3 separate regions of the Homo sapiens genome follow, and regions 1 and 2 are each linked to region 3. The links are chromatin loops, found by intact Hi-C in ENCODE. Cell type or tissue: A673. All regions are shown on one strand.

Region 1 (4,000 bases), 430 kb after region 3:
AAATTGCAAGATTGCTTTTTTTTTTTTTTTTTTTTTTTGAGACAGGCTCTTGCTTTGTCACCCAGCATGGAGCATAATGGAATAATCACAGTTCACTGCAGCCTCTACCTCCTGGGCTCAAACAATCCTCCCTCCTCGGCCTCTCAAGAAGCTGAGACTACAGGTGCATGCCACCACACCCCACTAATTTATATATATATTTTTTATAGAGATGGAGTCTCACTATGTCGCCCAGGCTGGTCTCCAACTCCAGAGCGCTGGGATTACAGGTTTGAGCAACTGTGCCCGGCCCCAAGATAGCATCTTAGTAGATGAGAGCTTGATAACATTAAACTATCTCTTGTTTCCAGGTAGCAGAATTAAACTACTTCTAAATAATTGAAGTAAAAAGTCTTCTAGTATAGCAGACCCTCTGTAGTGGGAGTTTCCATATCTGTGGATATGGAGGGCTGAGTCTACCAGGCAATTTTATATGAGAAACTGGAGTATCTGTGGATTTTGAACTCTGCAAGAGTCCTGGAACTAATCCCCTTCAGATACCAAGGGATGATTGTGTCTATACTGCAAGACTTGAAATCCTGCCTGCACCACTTATTGGCATGAGATCTTGAGCAAGTTACTAAACCTTTCTATTCCTCAGTTTCCTTATCTATAGAATTAAGATAATAATAGAACTTACCTCATAGAATTGTTTTGAGGATTGGATGATTTTATTCATGGTATACACTCAAAATAGTTCTGGACACATTTAAGGAGTTCATTTATGTTAAGTACTCTGAACAGTACCTGGTTCAGTAATATTAGCCATCACCATCATCATCATCAATATGTTCATCATCGAAAACAATAATAAAGAGCCTATGAAGTAAATACTTGTAAAATTTGGAAAGGAAGCATATTCATGGAATGGTATACATTTTCCGACAGCAGTTTCAGGTTAAAAGTAAAAGAGCCAAGGGATATCCAGCTGCATCAGTTTAATTAAGTCGGTTTAAATAAATCTGATATAAATTAGCCATAAGTCTAAAATGGAGACACCAAAGAAGTCAATGAGCATTTGTGACACTTACAACAGTGAACTTGGGATTTATTATGAATTATAATCAACTTAAACATTCTTCATAAGTGAATTGCCAGAAAATTTCTATTCTGTCACCAAGTGTGTGGTTCTGCTTAAGAGTTTTTTTTGAGATGGAGTTTTGCTCTGTCACCCAGGAAGAGTGCAGTGGTGCAATCTTGGCTCACTGCAACCTCCACCTCTCGAGTTCAAGCAACTCTCCCTGCCTCAGCCTCCCAAGTAGCTGGGATTACAGGTGGGTGCAACCACACCTGGCTAATTTTTGTATTTTTTTGTAGAGACGGGGTTTCACCATGTTGGCCAGACTGGTCTCGAACTCCTGACCTAAGGTGATCCACCCTCCTCAGCCTCCCAAAGTGCTGGGATTACAGGCATGAGCCACCGCACCTGGTCCTGGTTATGCTTAAATTAACAGACATCATACATTTAAAATAAGTATTATTTTTAAAATTAAATCTATTAGATTCATCTAAGTAATAATAAATAATCACATTAACTGAATGTTAAAGTCTTAGCTTTTGGGTTATTTTCAAATAACTTGCTTTAAATGTAGGTAGCAAAATGGTTGCCACATTAAACATGTAGAAGAGCTGTGATTTCTGGTTAGCTGGCTGAAATCAAATCATCAACTCATCTCTGTTTATAAATTGTCTCAAGTATAAGTATGGATATTTTTCTTATAGTAAAATTCTGTGAAGATAAATAATGGTTTTAAATGTAATAAATTGTCATATATTGATTAAATGAAGTCTTTTGCAGAAATATTTTCACATGAAATTGTGGCTATGGTTCTCATTTCACCCTCTAGTGGTCTTATGACAATACTGCATTTTCCCTTTTTAGTCATCTCATAGTTGGTTGTACTTTCTTTGGTTAACACTTGTTTTACAGCTCAATGCTAAATGACTTAATCACATCTCTATATTAATGCATTGCTGTTGTTGAGTCTGTGCTAAAATACTGCTCTTAATACAATAGAGAATAATGGGTTTATTTTATTGTTTTCATGATGTTAATAGAATCAAGTCACACGTCCTGTCATCTACTTACTCTTTTCTATTAAGGTACTTTGGTTAAATGTTCGATATCTCCAAAATACGCTCTAAAAATCCTCATGGAGGGAAAAAGTAATTGGCAGTCTTCAGAATCTCATTGATTTACACTCTTCCCTCATCTGCAAACCAATTTAAAAATCATAATAAAGTGGTAAAAGATTATGGACCTGACAAAAGAAGGATAAACTTACACATTTTACTAATCCTATCTGGAAGCTTGAAATATACATCAGATTTCTACAAGATGGTGAAAGAGGAAAAACATGCTATGTTTGTTTTTTTAAAAATGTTGTTCTAAAGCTCAATCATATGTGTTAATATGATACTGCATATTTTTCACCAAAAAGTGAGGTAAGCAAACAATAAGTAGTCTTACCTGAATTACATGGATCACTGACAACAGCAATGAATACTTGTAAAGGTTTGCAAACAACCACACAAGTTAACTTTTCACTAAGACCCTTTGAGGAGAATATCAGTCTGTAAGAAAATTTTTTATTTTGCAAGTAACACTTTTTTTCCCCAATAATATTTTGGGAAGTCTGAATTTAAGCATTTACTATTTGTTATTTATTTATTTTAGAGACAGGGTCTTGCTCTGTCACCCAGGTTGGAGTGCAGTGGTACCATCATAGCTCACTGTAGCCTTGAACACCTGGGTTTAAGTGATTCCTCTGCCTCAGCCTCCCAAAGTGCTGGGATTACAGGCATGAGCCACTGCACCTGGTCACATTTACTATTTGGTAGTATCATTGATAACTACATTTTTGGATCACTTTATCTTCTATCATGCATATACATATTTGTTATTTTCCCAGTAAGACTAAAGTTTGCCCTGTCTTCAGTTATCAGATGGTAAGTGATAGGTTTGAGGTTTTCTTGGTTTTCTTATGATGTGTTTGCTATTCTGATTGAAGGAAAATTAACTATTGCCTACAGATTGTACAGTTACTGCACAATGATAATACTTGGAAACTACACGTATTTAATCACATAGAAAACTATATGTATTATTCCATTTTATGTGCCACAGAATTAACATATGGCCAAAAAAAAATTTTTTTTTGAAATTAGTTGGATTTTTCATTCATTTGGATGTTTATTTATTTATTTATTTTTATTTTTATTTTTATTTTTTGAGACGGAGTCTTGCTGTGTCGCCAGGCTGGAGTGCAGTGGTGCGATCTCGGCTCACTGCAACCTCTGCCTCCCGGGTTCAAGCAATTCTCCTGCCTCAGCCTTCCAAGTAGCTGGGACTACAGGCGAGCGCGACCATGCCCAGCTAATTTTTGTACTTTTAGTAGAGACGGGGCTTCACCATGTTGGCCAGAATGGTCTCGATCTCTTGACCTCGTGATCCACCCGCCTCGGCCTCCCAAAGTGCTGGGATAACAGGCATGAGCCACCACGCCCAGCCTGGATGTATATTTAATAAGAGTTAAAACAGATAAGACCTTTGCCCCCAGGAATCTTCTTTCTAGTCTTCTAGAAAGATGTAAAATAAATAATAATACACATAAATATATGACTACAAATATCTTCAGTGAAGAAAAAATAAGAATATAGTGAAGATCAGAACAGGAGTATGTGATTTAGATTTTGGCATGTAGGAAACACTTTGCTGAGGAAATAATATTTAAGCTGAAACCTGAAAGATAATTCAGAGTTAGCCATATGGAAAGTTGGGAACAAGCTTCCCAGGCAGCAGAACTGTATGCTTAAAAATTCTAAGGTAGAAAACAGCTAAAAAGTGAATTACCAAGTAGCATTTACTATAATTCTGTATACTACAAAACTATACTTATATTCTGGTTCTTTTCCTTTGGTCATTTTTTGGTCTACGGAAAAACTTGTTATTATCAAATAA
Region 2 (4,000 bases), 90 kb after region 3:
GAATTTGCAACCAATTATGTCCCATACCGTAAAACTAAATTTCTTCTTCACCAATAAATGGGATATTGCTTTTGGCTTAGGAGCATTTTTACAAACCTCATATGATAAATATGCTTTTCTTTCCCAAACCCCAAATTTTCATTCATAGCATATACATTTCATTATTCCCTTATTTCATGAAACAGAAAAGCTCACTTGATCAATTTTAATAAGAATAAATTTATACAGGGCATCAGGAGTTGGAGAAACTAACTCTGCATCTGCTCTGTCAACCAAATCCACCTCTATGGAATATGACCTTAAAATAAATGCCAAATATTCAAAGAGCACTTAATTTATATCACCACATCAAAATATTTTCCAAGTCTCAGTTCATATTTTCTTATAAAAAAAAATTGCAATTGGCTGGGCGCGGTGGCTCATGCCTGTAGTCCCAGCAGTTTGGGAGGCCGAGGCGGGTGGATCACAAGGTCTGGAGATCGAGACCATCCTGGCCAACACGGTGAAATCCTGTCTCTACTAAAAATACAAAAAATTGGCAGGGCGTGGTGGCGGGCACCTGTGGTCCCAGCTGTTCGGGAGGCTGAGACAGGAGAATGGCGTGAACCTGGGAGGTGGAGCTTGCAGTGAGCTGAGATCACGCCACTGCACTCCAGCCTAGGCGACAGAGCAAGACTCGTCTCTAAAAAAAAAAAAAAAGAAAAAAAAATTGCAATTATTCGTTTGTGATTTTTGTTTGAATGCTTTCAGAATTATTTGGCTCAGAAACAATTTCAACTATAATTTTGAGAAAAATCATATTTTGGAGAAGCAGTCATTCTCTTTCCTATCAATTCATTTAAAGCTATCTTTTTGCTATTTAGAAATATATATTAAGATATGTCCAGCTATGTTAACTAAATCAGTCTTTCACTAGGAGTTATTCAAATCACTGAGTCACCACAATATATCCAGAACCAATCTTAACAGAATTGGGAAAGGACAATTCTTAGGAATAAAAGATGATTCACACCAAATCAACTAAATTCTGTTCTGATGCTTTTATAGATATGAGTTTTACTTAAAATGAATTCTGTGCTAATAGAAAATTAGGGGAGGAAATTTAAAAAAAAAAATGAAGTTAAATGCCTTAAGTGGGTAAAATTAAAGGAGAAGAGGAAAAAGTCTCAGCTGAATTCTTTCTCCCTTAACCCAGTCTCCTGTTCCCATCCCACTTAGACTTTGTACAGGGAGATTTTGGGGTTTCAACAACAATCGGGGGAGCCACACCACTCATTCAACAATTATTTTGGCAACCTTCTCCGTGCTACGTATTGGAGAAACGAAGATGAATAATATCTACACCCTGACCACAGGGAGCAAGTGTTCACCCTACAACTCGTCTGTGGCAAGGATCTGACCTCGTATATATGAAAAATATCTCATTATGGTTGGATGACATGACCACATAAACTAAAGCTTTCTCAGTTTTCAAAACAGTTGAGAATTAACAATTTTAGATAGTCAAGACATTGCCCGTCTGTTGATCAGTTTGAGCATATGTGTTTCTTTCTTAATCATTTCCCTGTCTTATCACTAAAAATTCCCTCAGTCCCTTCTCTAGAAAGTACAGTTATACCAGTATCATTTAATACTTTAATTAAAACTATGGCATATAAACTAATTACCATGGGAACAAATGATAGAATAGAGTAATCTTGTTTCTCTATTATCCTTCAGCCTAAATGTCTTTATGCAAATTATTAAACAACATCATCTTGGAAGGTTTCACACTCAAATACACAGGTTTTCAGTGGATTTCAAGGCATTATGTGCAGTATGATAGAATAAAGTCAGCAACAGCTTCAAACTAGATTCAGGGATTAAACCTTTGGAGAGCTATTTTTCATAATTTAAGCGCCACCAGATGACAAGAACAAATTGTTTTCTTTCTGATTTTTAACCATGCAGTTTAGTTATTTATTATCTCCTTGAAACAAATTTGCCCAAATGGTCCATGCTAATATAATACTGCTGCTTACTGAAATTTCAAACATCCCCTAGCAAGTTGAGAGATAAATTACTTTAGTCCCACATTGTCTCTTGGGAGTCAAAAATTAAATCTGAGCAAAATAGACCTTTCCATCTTAAAAATGTATATTGTGAGTGACAGCCCCTTGCATGCCACTTGCTCACAAATGTGGGCCTCTGATGAATAGATTATGCTAAAAATCTGAGGCACACATGCAAAGCTTCCCCATGGAACTAAGATGTTGCCAGGAATAAGGCTTAAATATTGCAACTGAAAATTAAGATTTTATAGTCAACAATTAAAATATATGACACATTCAAAATTCAAATAGAGACTAACTTCCTGTCCAATTTACTAATTCTCTTTCTTGGCTATACTCAGCTCTGCACATGATTCACAGCCTGACAAGTTTTGGGCAACTGTACTGTCTGATAAAGTCACTTTTACAAAATATTGCAATCTTATTGTCATTTTTATCACTCCTGAGTTCCAAATACCAAGTCAATTGGTTAAACATTGTAGATACTCTTCATTAAAAATAAGTTATGTTAATGATTCATGCCAGCCAACATCTACACTGTTTAGCTAAAATCATTTATAGCTCAAATTTTCTGGAAATACATTTGTAGCAATTTGACTTAGCAACCACTGCTATTTTGTCCATTATCAACTGTTGTACCTGGGATGAGTTCAACCAACAGCACTGTAACACTGTGTGAATAAAAGAACTTAGGAACATGTATGTGTGTGTATGGCTGTCTGTGGGTGTCAGTGGTGAGGGGGGATATGAATGTGAGTAAATCATTTTCAAGACAGTGCTCCAGGAAAAAAAGTATTTTTTCCTGTCATTATATTTGTTTGAAGTTTGGAAAACATGAACATATTGAGAAAGTATGTAATTTAGAAGATGAAAAGAAAAAATAAAGATGGACACAAGACCATCTAGAGATAAGTGCTACCATATAACTGAACTGAAGACGTGATAAACCTGCATTCATATTATGTGACAAGAGACAATAAGATAATTGATATAAAGTGTTAAGTACAGTGCATGGCACACAATATATGCCCCGTAATTGTTAACTACTTTTTATATATGAAAAATATCAGGAATATACATCCATAGAATTTATCAATTAACTTTAGTTAATACCTACTTATACATGAAGTAAATTATAATTTTATTTTCTTAGATCAGTTAGGATGCAATGTGTCTTTTAAGTGCTATCTTCAAAGATTCCACATAGCAGAGTGGAGAAGAAATAAAATTACTAGTTGTTGTCATGCTTTTTAATCTGATAAACCAAATGAGATGATTTATAAGAAAGCCTAATGCAAATGGTAATTAATTGGAGTGGAAGGGGCTTATACGCATCCTGTCCACCAAATGTGTTGCTGTGCTCCAGACCTGTGTGATTCTGTAACTCTCCAGTCTACATGTACACCTCCACATATCAATCATCATTCATTACTGCCTATAAAAACTTTCACCTTGTATTAATCTAAAAGTTTGCTTGTCCATCCCAACATCCAAACTGCCCAATCTTGCTGGAGAAAATTACACACCAGTAAATCAGGAGTTTCTATGTTTTAAAAACTCTAACAAACATGTAGGGTTCTTTGGTAAAATGTTTTTCTATTCAGAAATCCTATAGCTTTTCAGAAACTGTTTATTCACCCAATCTAATCATGTGATTCTGTCTGGCTAGTAAATCACATCACCCCACTTATCTGATGACACAAATTAACAAGTACCTAAATATATTCAAAAACTGTATTCCATCTCTCTATTTCTTTGGGTGTAATAGGTCTAGGAGTAGTTACGGTCATAAAAGCTGAGCTGGTTACAGCCTGAATCCTTGAGGCTTCCTTCATCTGTTGGCTTCTTGGTGATAGGAAAAATCATTTTTTTTTCTTAAGCTAGTAAGAATTTGGTTTCCAACACAATCGATAGTACTGATACTAATACCATACTTCCTACAATGTTTT
Region 3 (4,000 bases):
GGAAATCTGAAATTTAAAGCACATAGGAAATGGAACAATTGAAATCATCTCTTACTTGCCTACACAGTGCAACTCCATATTTAAACAACCTCCTGCTCTGGTATTAGTTGGTGTTAAACAATCAAGTCAGGAACTGAAATGTCTGAGATTTTATAGCAGTTGTAAGCTAACAAGTAAGCCTCCTACAGTGTCATAGATAAAAGGCAGAAAAAATACAAGCCCTCTGAGTCAGAGACAAAGAGTTTATTACTCATAGCAACAGAGGAGCAGAGTAACATCTTTGTTTGCACAAGCTGCCCAAACCTCAATTCCCACAGGATGACAGGAGGACAGCCAGGGGTCACCTGCATAGGTAGTGAGATGGGTTTCCAGCCAGGAGTCCCAAGATGAGGAAGTCCCTGATCTTATACAGGGGCTTCTGATGGCCCACACTCATCCTCCCCTCCAGAGAGACACAATAGTTTAATTACTCTGCATTGAAAATCTCTTCGGGAGAAGGAGAAATCTCTTTACTATCCTGGAATGCAAATAAATCTGAATAAATTGGCTGTTAATGCTTAGACTTAAATGTGAAAGATTCATAAAGAAATGTCTCCCAACAGTTGGTGGAAAAATGTTGGAAGATGACACTAAATAACAATAATCATCATCATAATACATGATTACAATATATAAGCACTTTACATGTGACATTTCACTTGGTACTCAACAACATTTCAGCAAGTTAAATTATCCTGTCCATTTTTAAGATAAGGAAACTGACAGAAGCCCTAGGTTACTTGTGTAAGGTCATAAAACTAGTAGTTTCCAAAGCTGCACAGTTATTCCTATGCAATTCTACCAGTCCATCTAAGAGACAGGGTTGCCTGTGAAGAATGAGTCAAACCAGATGTGAGCTTACTAACACTGTCCATGCAGGGATAACGTGTTGGCAGGATCATTCCATCGCGTTGCTCTTTACTTGATATAAACCAACATATATTGGCTCCTTGAACCGCATACTGTGGGAAGCAAAGACTTTTACAATCTTTAGAATACCATATTCAGAATTATTGTTTATATAGACAAATAATAAGCACAGACCTGTCTCACACAGAGGTCTGGACCCAGGAAATCTGCAGGCTTTTATAGCAGTTGCATTTAGGGAAAAGCTTCCAGCTGGGAAAGGGCTCACCTTCCTTTCCAGCCTCCTATTTAGCTATGGTTCTTCACTTTTGACTTTGTACTTACATTTATAAACTGTCACTTCTAGGACTGCTGCTTAGCGACTACAATCTGGACAAAAGGTACAACTAACTTTTTAAAAAGTTATTTCCTACAAGCAAGAGCAAAGATATAAGGAATTATATTTTGATTATTTTTTTTTCTGGTAAAAAATCAAAGACAGTATTTTATAATGACTGTGAATTGGAAAAGCTTCCACGAGGAAAACTGACTCAAAGATCCTTAACATAATCATAACATGTGCATCTAATTCTTTAGTAAGAAATGTGTGGTTTTATTAAAAGACATGAAGATCTCCTTTGGTTGTTAACTTTTAGCATATTGTCTGCAATCCATATACATTTTCCCATCATCCTCCACTGGCTTGCAGTATTTTACTCCTAAAATGTCAAACTCCCTCACATTCATAAACAAATTCAAATCCCTGTGTCAACACTTGAAATTCTGCCTGCAAATCAGAACACGCTGTGATTGAATTGCTGCTCCTATCATCTACCACTGACTCCTATCAAAGCATATAACTGGATTAGTGGGAAAACAGCTACATTATGCTTGCATTTCAGCTTTGCTAACAGCAGGCTTCCTTTCTGCAACAAAGAACAACCCTGGAGATAGTAGAAACACTCAGAAATGATGCAGCGTTAGTTCTGACATCTTATACATGATTTAAGCATGAAAAATTACTGTTATTTTTAAAAAGAATGAAAGAAACTTAGAAAAATAACCCTAAAAATGAGAGGCTACTTGATTTTTCTGTTTGGTGGCTTCTGGGCAACTTTGGGAAAGTGTTAATATAGATTGCATCCTGAGTCTTTGGATGACCCACATTCTTTTGGGTATGAAGATAAAGAGAAATGCATGAGGTCTCTAAGGAAAAATTACGGTCAAAGTTAACTATAGAACCACTCCCTCCTTCCTCAGTGCCTTATTACTATGGATTCCTGAAGTTACAAAAGCTAAAGGTATATTGTTGCTTTCCTGGACTTTCAAACAGCTTTAGAGAGAAAATAAAATACACATGCACACATGCACGCACACATACAACTTGACATTATAAATATATTTTGAAGGTTTTTTTCCTGAGAATTTCCATATCAGTAAATTGTTAAATCTGTATTTAATGAGAAGGGCCTATATGTTAAAGATAAAAATGTAATTTTACTTTTTTCTTACCAGAATGTTGCATAAGAATCAATTCTCTTTACCTGTATCAATTTCAGACAGTATATACTCAAAATAAAGCAGACTAACTCATAAGACTGAAAAATTTCTTTAAAATTATGAATTTAACGTGGTTGACACTAAAGATTATATATAATGTGGTTGACACTAAAGATTATAAATGCAAATAAGAATATATGAAGTTTCATAAGAGCAAAAGATACACGGTAAAGAAAGTAAATAAATATTCCTGAAGATTTAGCCTCATAACTTTTTGGTTAAATCTAGAATCATGAATGAAGATGGCTACACTCCAGTTCTTTCTCTTTTCTTGGAAAAATTGCTAAGACTTTTTCTACTGTTTTCTTATCCGCAATATTAAGAATAGTAGTATTATCAACCTCACAGGGTTGCTGTAAAGACTAAACAAATTACTATGAAAAACACTTAGAACAGTGTCTGCCACTTGAACATTGCTTTAAAAAAATTAAATGGCCTGTAATCCCAGCACATTCGGAGGCAGAGGCGGGCGGATCACAAGGTCAAGAGATTGAGACCATCCTGGCTAAGAGGGTGAAACCCCGTCTCTACTAAAAATACAAAAAAGTAGCCGGGCGTGGTGGCGGGTGCCTGTATTCCCAGCTACTCAGGAGGCTGAGGCAGGAGAATGGCGTGAACCTGGGAGGCGGAGCTTGCAGTGAGCCGAGATGGCGCCACTGCACTCCAGCCTGGGTGACAGAGCGAGACTCCGTCTCAAAAAAAAAAAAAAAAAATTAAATAATTACCTATCAATTATGATTAAATAGAAGGTTAATGCACAAATAACAAAAATAATGAACACGTGTTTACTTTGGATTTTATTTGTACTGATTTTCTGAGGAGCAAATCTATGTCTCAATGTAATCACTTAAAATTATTTAGTGAGTTTTCAATCATAAAAATGTATTAATGATTATTTTGAAATAATAAAATTAAACAAAAGTGTACAGTTAACAAAACTTCAGAGTGTAGTTGACAAAAAAATGATATTTTTATAGTAAATAAGAGCCATAAACAAGTAAATAAGTAACCAAAACTAATTAAGCCTAAGGAGGAACTAGGAGCTGGGACCAGTAATACCAGGAGCTGAAACCAGTAATACGTATCTCCAGAAGCAGAGTGGAAAGTCACTATGACCTCATCTTTCAAATGTCTTCCTGATTATTTATCTTTTAAGTTCCATTAATTGTGCGTGTTTCAATATTACTTTTCTGCCCTGTTTATGACATATTAATGGAGGTATTTTAATAACTTTTAACTTGAGGTACTGAGGTGCATACTTCCAGGTGAAATGTATTCCCAGTTTTTCCTACGAGTAATATATTCTGTTTTCCCATATGCTTTTAGCTCACACATTCAAACCACACCAAATGAGTACACCCAGCTTAGGATTTACAAAGAGCTGTCAGTGCATCAGTAAAGTCTGTATTAACCTGGTTCACAGAAACCACAAGAAGATATCCTGCAGTTGTGTTTCTTAAGAAATTAGTTAACAATTTTCTTCAAATAAATACACGTTTAACAACATATTTTTTTTAGGAAAATCAATGGCCTTTAAAACTGGCAGGCTTTAAGA

The links. A loop is a pair of places that touch in the nucleus more often than their neighbours do. Peaks named below come from ENCODE experiments on the same cell type or tissue, not always from the same donor. Only the 100,000 strongest peaks of a DNase experiment are listed, where the experiment ranks them.
Region 1: it touches region 3 in a loop (4-fold over the local background); 40 of 110 quality-filtered maps call a loop at or near these places.
Region 2: a loop joins it to region 3, with 2.4 times the contacts of the local background. A loop is called at or near these places in 3 of 110 quality-filtered maps.

What each region holds. Positions count from the first base shown.
Region 1 is chr7:82,479,809-82,483,808 of GRCh38, forward strand. No RefSeq gene overlaps it. Among named protein-coding and RNA genes, the nearest start is that of CACNA2D1, 38 kb to the left of the region's middle. In A673, a CTCF peak has its summit at 1,901 (motif pointing left); no DNase peak of the experiment used is centred here.
Region 2 is chr7:82,140,271-82,144,270 of GRCh38, forward strand. The region is part of intron 4 of CACNA2D1 (calcium voltage-gated channel auxiliary subunit alpha2delta 1); the gene reads right to left. Among named protein-coding and RNA genes, the nearest start is that of CACNA2D1-AS1, 130 kb to the left of the region's middle. In A673, no CTCF peak of the experiment used is centred here; a DNase peak (open chromatin) is centred at 2,171.
Region 3 is chr7:82,050,112-82,054,111 of GRCh38, forward strand. The region is part of intron 10 of CACNA2D1 (calcium voltage-gated channel auxiliary subunit alpha2delta 1); the gene reads right to left. Among named protein-coding and RNA genes, the nearest start is that of CACNA2D1-AS1, 43 kb to the left of the region's middle. In A673, a CTCF peak has its summit at 1,829; DNase peaks (open chromatin) are centred at 180, 870 and 1,730; H3K27ac peaks cover 1,459 bases.